Linked DNA regions of Homo sapiens: all the other regions are linked to region 2. The links are chromatin loops, found by intact Hi-C in ENCODE. Cell type or tissue: PC-9. All regions are shown on one strand. Region 1 overlaps PM20D1-AS1 (PM20D1 antisense RNA 1). Region 2 holds the start of SLC41A1 (solute carrier family 41 member 1). Region 3 has its middle 27 kb from the start of SLC26A9-AS1.

Region 1 (2,500 bases), 76 kb before region 2:
GAAATAAAGGGATGGGTTGGACTAGCTATCTGCAGCAGGAGCATGGCCTTAAGGCACAGATCACTCATGCTATTGTTTGTGGTTTAAGAATGCCTTTAAGCGGTTTTCCACCCTGGGTGGGCCAGGTGTTCCTTGCCCTCATTCTGGTAAACCCACAACCTTCCAGCGTGGGCGTTAAGACCATCATGTACATGTCACAGTGCTGCAGAGATTTTGTTTATGGCCAGTTTTGGGGCCAGTTTATGGCCAGGTTTTGGGGGGCCTGTTCCCCACAGAGAAGATGATAACCAGCATCATAAAAATATGTGAAACTATAAAAACTCACTGGTAAAGCTAACACATAGGGAGAAAGAGATAAGACTCAAATCTTATCCCTACAGAAAACTGCCCAACCACAAAAGTAAACAGTAAGAGAGGAAGGAACAAAGGATATACAAAACAAGCAGAAAATAATAGAATGCTAGATGTAAGTACTCACCTATCAAGAATAACGTTGCATGTAAATAGATTGAATTTTCCCATTTAAAAGATATAGACTGGGCTGACTCTCTTTTTGGACTCAACTCGTCTGCACCCAGGTGAAATAAACAGCCTTGTTGCTCACACAAAGCTTGTTTGGTGGTCTCTTCACATGGATGCATGACACATTTGGTGCCAAAGACCCAGGTCAGCAGGACTCCTTCAGGAGACTGTCCCCTGTCCTCACCCTCACTCCATGAAGAGATCCACCTACGACCTTTGGTCCTCAGACCAACCAGCCCAAGGAACATCTCACAAATTTTAAATCGGGTAAGTGGCCTCTTTTTACTCTCTTCTCCAACCTTTCTCACTATCCCTCAACCTCTTTCTCCTTTCATTCTTGGTGCCACCCTTCACTCCCTCTCTTCTCTTAATTTCAATTCCTTTCATTTTCTAGTAGAGACAAAGGAGACACATTTTATCCATGGACCCAAAACTCTGGTGCTGGTCATGTACTCAGGAAGGCAGCCTTCCCTTAGTGTTTAATCATTCCGGGGATGCCTGCCTGATTATTCACCCACATTCCATTGGCGTCTGATATCTTCAGGGATGCCTGCCTTGGTCATTCAACCACATTCCCTTGGTGGCAAGTCAATTGCGGGGATGCCTGCTTTGGCTGCTCACCCACATTGCAGCCCAGGGCTGCTCCCCAACCCTTTCTCCATGTCTCTACCTTTCTCTTTAAACTTGCCTCCTTCACTATGGGCAAACTTCCACCCTCCATTCCTCCTTCTTCTCCCTTAGCCTGTGTTCTCAAGAACTTAAAATTTCTTCAACTATCACCTGAACTAAAATCTAAATGTCTTATTTTCTTCTGCAACACTGCTTGGCCCCAATACAAACTCGACAATGGTTCTAAATGGCCAGAAAATGGCACTTTTGATTTCTCCATCCTCCGAGACCTAGATAATTTTTGTTGAAAAATGGGCAAATGGTCTGAGGTGCCTGACATCCAGGCCTTCTAATACACATTGGTCCCTCCCTAGTCTCTGTGCCCAATGCAACTCATCCCAAATCTTTCTTCTTTAGCTCCTGTCTGTTCCTTCAGTCTCCACCCCAAACTCTGAGTCCTTTGAATCCTTCTTTTCTACAGACTGATCTGACCTCTCCCCTTCTCCCCAGGCTGCTCCTCGCCAGGCCAAGCTAGGACCCAATTCTTCCTCAGCCTCTGCTCCCCCACCCTATAATCTTTCTATCACTTCCCCTCCTCACACCCAATCTGGCTTACAGTTTCGTTCTGCAACTAGCCCTCCCCCACCTGCCCAACAATTTCCTGTTAAAGAGGTGGCTGGAGCTAAAGGCATAGTCAAGGTTAATGCTCCTTTTTTTCTTTATCCGACCTCTCCCAAATCAGTTTTTAACATCAAATATAAAAACTCAGCCCAGTTCATGGCCCATTTGGCAACAACCCTTAGACGCTTTACTGCCCTAGACCCAGAGGGGCCAGAAGGCTATCTTATTCTCTATGCATTTTATTACCCAATCTGCTGCTGACATTAGAAAAAGCTCCAAAAATTAGATTCTGGCCCTCAAACCCCACAACAGGACTTAATTAACTGCACCTTCAAGGTGTATGATAATAGAGAAGAGTTGCAATTACTTGCCTCTGCTGTGAGAGAAACCCCAGCCATATCTCCAGCACACAAAAACTTCAAAATGCCTAAGCCACAGCAGCCAGGCATCCCTTCAGGACTTCCTCCCCCAGGATCTTGCTTTAAGTGCTGGAAGTCTGGCCACTGGGCCAAGGAATGCCTGCAGCCTGGGATTCCTCCTAAGCTGTGTCCCATCTGTGCGGGACCCCACTGGAAATTGGACTGTCCAACTGGCCCAAGGCTCTGACTGTCTCCTTCCCAGGTCTTCTTGGCTTAGTGGCTGAACACTGACACTGCCAATCACCTCAGAAGCCCCCTGAACTGTCACGGATGCCGAGTTTTGGGTAACTTACAGTGGAGGGTAAGTCTGTCCCCTTCTTAATCAATAC
Region 2 (2,500 bases):
TAGTAGGTCCTGTGAGTCTGCAGGCCCTTGATGCAAATGCTCCAGAGCTGATCTGGAATCATCCTGGGGGTACTGGTTTGGGGTGGGTGAGGGGAACAGGGTTTGGTATGTGTATTTGTCATCCTTATCAAAAGGAATGACCTGCTCAGGTTGCTGTGTGTGCTCTTGTGAGCACGTGCCCAAAGCTTCATACACAGCACTGCGATCTCTTCTCCCCAGGCACATCTCCGCTCCAAACCCTATTCAGGGGTCTAGAGCCATGTTCGAATGCCCCCGGGCTACTTTCAGGGAGGAAAAGGACAGGAAGGAACCGTTGGTCACAGGTTCCACTGACAAGAGGGGAAAACTTGGGAGTGGGGGTTCCTTTATGAGGGAGGTCACACCCCCTGCACAAAAACATCCCAAAGAGAACTGGCATTGAGCTTGTGTTGGAGAGGTGGAGATACCCCAGGGAGGAAGTGGCGAAAGGTGAGCATGGGAACACCCCTCTTTGATCCCACAAGGTGCGTCAGGGAAAGTTGGATTTCATTTAGTCCGGGATGGTGACATCTCTCCGCACGCTGCCACCAGGCTCAGTGGGTCAGAGGAAGTGAGGCTCCCCTCCTCTCCGACCTCAGGTGATGCGTGTGCGACCCCAGCCATGGGTCTGACCTCCTTTCGCTCCCGCCCGCCAGTCTCCACCCCTTTCAAGGCCGGGACTTTTTTAAGGCCGGATTCGTCAGGGGTGAGCCATTTGCTCAAGGAACGCGGAATCTGGAGGGAGCCTAAAGTGACGAGCCGGCGGGAGAAGAGCAAGGTAGGGACTGTTCTGTCCGGGTACCAAGTGGGAGGAGGGAGCACGCGGCTGGCTGCTTGAGCCCGGGGGTCAGAGGTGGCTGGCTGGCTGGCTCCACAGGGACGTTTACCGGTCTTCCCGAAGGCCAGAGGCTCCAAGGAAACATCCAGAGGCAGGAGAGGACGCGCACTGTCGCACACGCCTCTCAAAGTCTGCTGGGGCTCCGACGCGGCGCAGCGGGCCCGGGGGCGGTAGCACCACGCAGCGAGCCCGGGCAGCGGGCCCCTCGGACCCCGGGCCGATGGGCGCTGGGACCCGCGCGCTCCAGGCGCATGGAGCCGGCTCCCGGTTCCCGTCACTCCTCCTACTGCGTTTCCCCGGCGCCCCGCCTCCTGGGCACGAAGCGAAGGAAGGGGGCCGGGCCGAGGTTGATCCCGCCCCCTCCCCAGTCCCTGATTGGCTGCTGCTGTTGTCCATCCGAGAATCTATTTTTGATGGAGCGGGGGGGGTGCCACCCAGTCTGCCCCAGATCACGTTTGCCACCGGCAGCCAACCAGTTGGGCCCGAGTCCGCGGGCAAGAAGCGATTGGGGGCGCGTGAGCTCGGCTCCCCGGTCCCCCGTCCGGGTGCCCCCCCGCCGGGCCCGAAGCGATATATCCTGCCCTCCCCGGCCACCTCCCCCGCGTGGAAGCGGAGCGGCGGCCTCGCTGTAACGCAGAAGCGAAATGTAGCGAGCCGGGTGTCGCGGCTGGACGCTCGCCTTGGCTGGGGGTGTGGGGGGGCACGCCGGGGGCCAAGGAGGACTGTCGAGGAGGAGTGATGAGAAGAGGGGGTGCCCTGCACCCCCCGAGACCACGGGCCACGCTGCCACTTGCCAGGCGCCCCCCTTCCTCCCAGGCGAGGGGCAGGTCAGTCCTGTGGGGTCCTGGGGCGGGGAGGGGGTGGTGGAGGGCGGCAGTCCTGGCGCGCAGCGCATTTGCTGAATCTGAGTGGTGGAGAGACTGAGGAGGCCACCCAGTTACTTTCTCTCCCTCCTCGGGGTTGGGGATACTAAAATGGGTCTTTTTTGTCCCCGCCTGGGAGGAGGGGATAGGGCGTCCTGGTTCACTTTTGCTTCTTTCGTCCCAGGGCCTTAGGCCTGTCTGAAGTCTCTTTACAGGGGGAGTGGTGAGGGAGGACTGGCTTCCCCTCCTGGGAGCCCCCTCTCAGGTTCAGTGGCCTGCCAGGAACACAGGAGGGAGGCGGGGGTGTCAGCTTTTAGCGGACTCAGAAACTTTTCTGGCATAGGGGCACTGGACTCAGAGGTTTCCTCCTGGATCTCTGGTGAGGGAGTTTGAAAGAACCACAGTACTGTGTTTAAGGAGATTGGAAAAGGGAGTCCTGGTGGGTGACTGAATTGATAGAGGAAACAGTTCTCCTGGGCCAGTTCCTGGGGTTTGATACCTCCTTTCCTAAACTGAACTTGACTAATTGTGTGTGTTTGGAATACTTAAGGACCTGTTCCTCTTACCTGGTGGAACTCTCTTTAAATTTATTTTTTACGAATAAGAGCTCTTCTGGTGAAATGGAATAGGATGGGAGTCCATCAGGAATTAGGAAGCCTGGGGATTCCTTTAGGCAGAGAAGTGGAGCCATTACAGCTAAAGAGATGCATTTGGAGCAAGTGCATATTGGCTTACGGTGCTTTGGTTTTTGTTTTGGGTTTTTTTTATTGCTACTTTTGTT
Region 3 (2,500 bases), 95 kb before region 2:
ACTAGTCCTAATAGGCATCCTACTATAACTAAGAACACTCGCTTCTCACCTTTTTCTACAATTTCCTCAAAATTGTATATGTATGTTTGTGTGCCTGTTTATGTGCACATGTATATGTATGAATATGTATATATGTGTGTATGTACATTTGTATGTACGGGTATGTAGCCCTGGGCCACATAACAATGTTTCAGTCAATGACAATCGCATATACAATGGGATCCCATAAGGTTATAGTTCTGTATTTTTATTGTACTTTTTGCTGTGTTTAGATACACAAATACTTAGCATTGTATTATAGTATGCAGTACAGTAACATGCTGTACAGGCTTCTAGCCTTGGAGCAATAGGCTATACCATGTAGTCAAGGTGTATAGTAGGCTATACCATGTAGTCAAGGTGTATAGTAGGCTATACCATCTAGGTTTGTGTAAGTACACTCTATGAGGTTCACACAATGACAAAATCACCTAAAGAGACTTTTCTCAGAATGTGTCTCCATTGTTAAGCAATGCATGAAGAGGGCCCTAACTAGACATCGAATCTGCCAGCAACTTGATCCTGGACTTCCCAGCCTCCAGAACAATGGTGTGTACATGGATATATTTCCTAGTGCTGACTGCTGAAAGTTCCAAGAAGTAATGACACCCAGTAAAAAGGAACAAATCTAGTACCCAGATTTCAGCTTCTAACACCATTCCTTTCTAAAAGGAGACAGAACTTCTTAAAAGAAATGGTTGATTCCAAGGCGGGGATAGGATTGGATACAAGATAAGTCTGGAACATATTTTTATACCAGAAAGCAAGGAATTGTTCCAAAAAATTGATGGGAGTATGTTACAAGGTCACAGGAACCAGATCAAAGTGGTCTCTACGTGCAATTTAAGCACCAAAATAATTAAATACAAGGATGAATTTTAAACCATTAAAAACAAGAATTGAGCTCATACCAACGATGATGAGAGAGAGAGAGAATTAGAAAGGCTTTCTAGTTGCTAGAGACTGTGTGTTTTGCCCCAAAATTCATATGTTGAAATCCTAACCCCCAAGGTGATGGTATTAAGGGCTTTTGGGAAGTGATTAGGTCATGAGGGTAGAGTCCTCATGAATGGGATTAGTGCCCTTATAAAAGAGACCCAGAGATATCTCACCCTCTGCCGTGTGAGGTTACAGTGAAATGACAGCTATCTATGGAAGAGGAAGAGGACTCTCACCAACATCAAATCTGCCAGCACCTTGATCTTGGAATTCCCAACATCCTTGGTTTCCCTTGATGTTGTCATCCCAACATCTGAGTTCTGGAAAGGTGTAGTGGCTACTGGCCCCCAGAGGAGGGCACACTGCAGAAGTGGCATGACAATGTGAGGAGTTCCACTGACCAGCTCCCCTGTGAAACTGGTGAAAATTACTAAAATAAAATAAAATAAAATAAAGCCTCGAGAAATAGTCCCAAGGGCAAACAGCAAATGAAGACACATCTATTCAAGAAAACCTATGAAAATTTAATAAGAAAGCAAAAGCTATAAGCCTAAAACATCTTTATGTTAGCCCCAAAGTACATCTATAATAGCCCCCAAGTACATCTTTATGTTCTAGGTGAGGATGGACCCTACAAGATATAGAGGAAGGTCAGTCCTTACTGCGGATAACTGAAACTGTGGGTTTCACTTTCCACAGTTTCAGTTACCCGCAGTCAACCCTGGTCTGAAAAATATTAAATGGAAAATTTCAGAAATACACAATTCATAAGTTTTAAATTGCATGCTGTTTTGGGTAGCATGATGAAATCTTGCACCATCCTGGTGTATGTTCTGCCTGGAATGTGAATCACCCCTTTGTCCAGCATATCCATGCTTATACACTATGTGCTCATTAGTCACTGAGTAGCATCTCAGTTATCAAATTAACTGTCACGGTATCACAGTGCTTGTGTTCAAGTAACCCCTATTTTACTTAGTAATAGCTCCAAAATAGGCCAGGCATAGTGGCTCATGCCTGTAATCCCAGCACTTTGGGAGGCTGAGGCAGGCGGATCATAAGGTCAAGAGATCAAGACCATCCTGGCCAACATGGTGAAACCTGGTCTCTACTAAAAATACGAAAATTAGCTGGGCGTGGTGGTGCACGGCTGTAGTCCCAGCTACTCAGGAGGCTGAGGCAGGAGAATTGCTTGAACTCAGGAGGCGGAGGTTGCGGTGAGCCCAGATCGTGCCACTGCACTCTAGCCTGGTGACAGAAGGAGACTACATCTCAAACAATAATAATAATAATAACAACAACCCCAAAGTACAAGCATTGTGATGCTGGTATATTGTTATAATTGGTCTATTTTATTATTAGTCGTTAATATATTACTATGCCTAATTTGTAAATTAAACTTTATCATAGGTATGTATAATATATACAGCAAAAAGGCCGGGCACGGTGGCTCACGCCTGTAATCCCAGCACCTTGGGAGGCTGAGGCGGGCGGATCACGAGATCCGGAGATCGAGACCATG

What was found. Hi-C counts contacts between places; a loop is a spot of excess contacts. Peaks named below come from ENCODE experiments on the same cell type or tissue, not always from the same donor. Only the 100,000 strongest peaks of a DNase experiment are listed, where the experiment ranks them.
Region 1: a loop joins it to region 2, with 8 times the contacts of the local background. A loop is called at or near these places in 3 of 110 quality-filtered maps.
Region 3: a loop joins it to region 2, with 5 times the contacts of the local background. A loop is called at or near these places in 39 of 110 quality-filtered maps.

Annotation. Positions count from the first base shown.
Region 1 is chr1:205,888,465-205,890,964 of GRCh38, reverse strand. All of the region lies in intron 1 of PM20D1-AS1 (PM20D1 antisense RNA 1), which reads right to left. Among named protein-coding and RNA genes, the nearest start is that of PM20D1-AS1, 28 kb to the right of the region's middle. In PC-9, no CTCF peak of the experiment used is centred here; a DNase peak (open chromatin) is centred at 1,024.
Region 2 is chr1:205,811,991-205,814,490 of GRCh38, reverse strand. It overlaps SLC41A1 (solute carrier family 41 member 1), which reads left to right and starts at 1,293. Exons shown (of 11, transcript NM_173854.6): 1 at 1,293-1,683. RefSeq lists silencers at 933-1,162, 1,303-1,562 and an enhancer at 999-1,499. In PC-9, no CTCF peak of the experiment used is centred here; DNase peaks (open chromatin) are centred at 730 and 1,250; H3K4me3 peaks cover 2,500 bases; H3K27ac peaks cover 364 bases.
Region 3 is chr1:205,906,792-205,909,291 of GRCh38, reverse strand. No RefSeq gene overlaps it. Among named protein-coding and RNA genes, the nearest start is that of SLC26A9-AS1, 27 kb to the left of the region's middle. In PC-9, a CTCF peak has its summit at 1,314 (motif pointing right); no DNase peak of the experiment used is centred here; H3K27ac peaks cover 435 bases.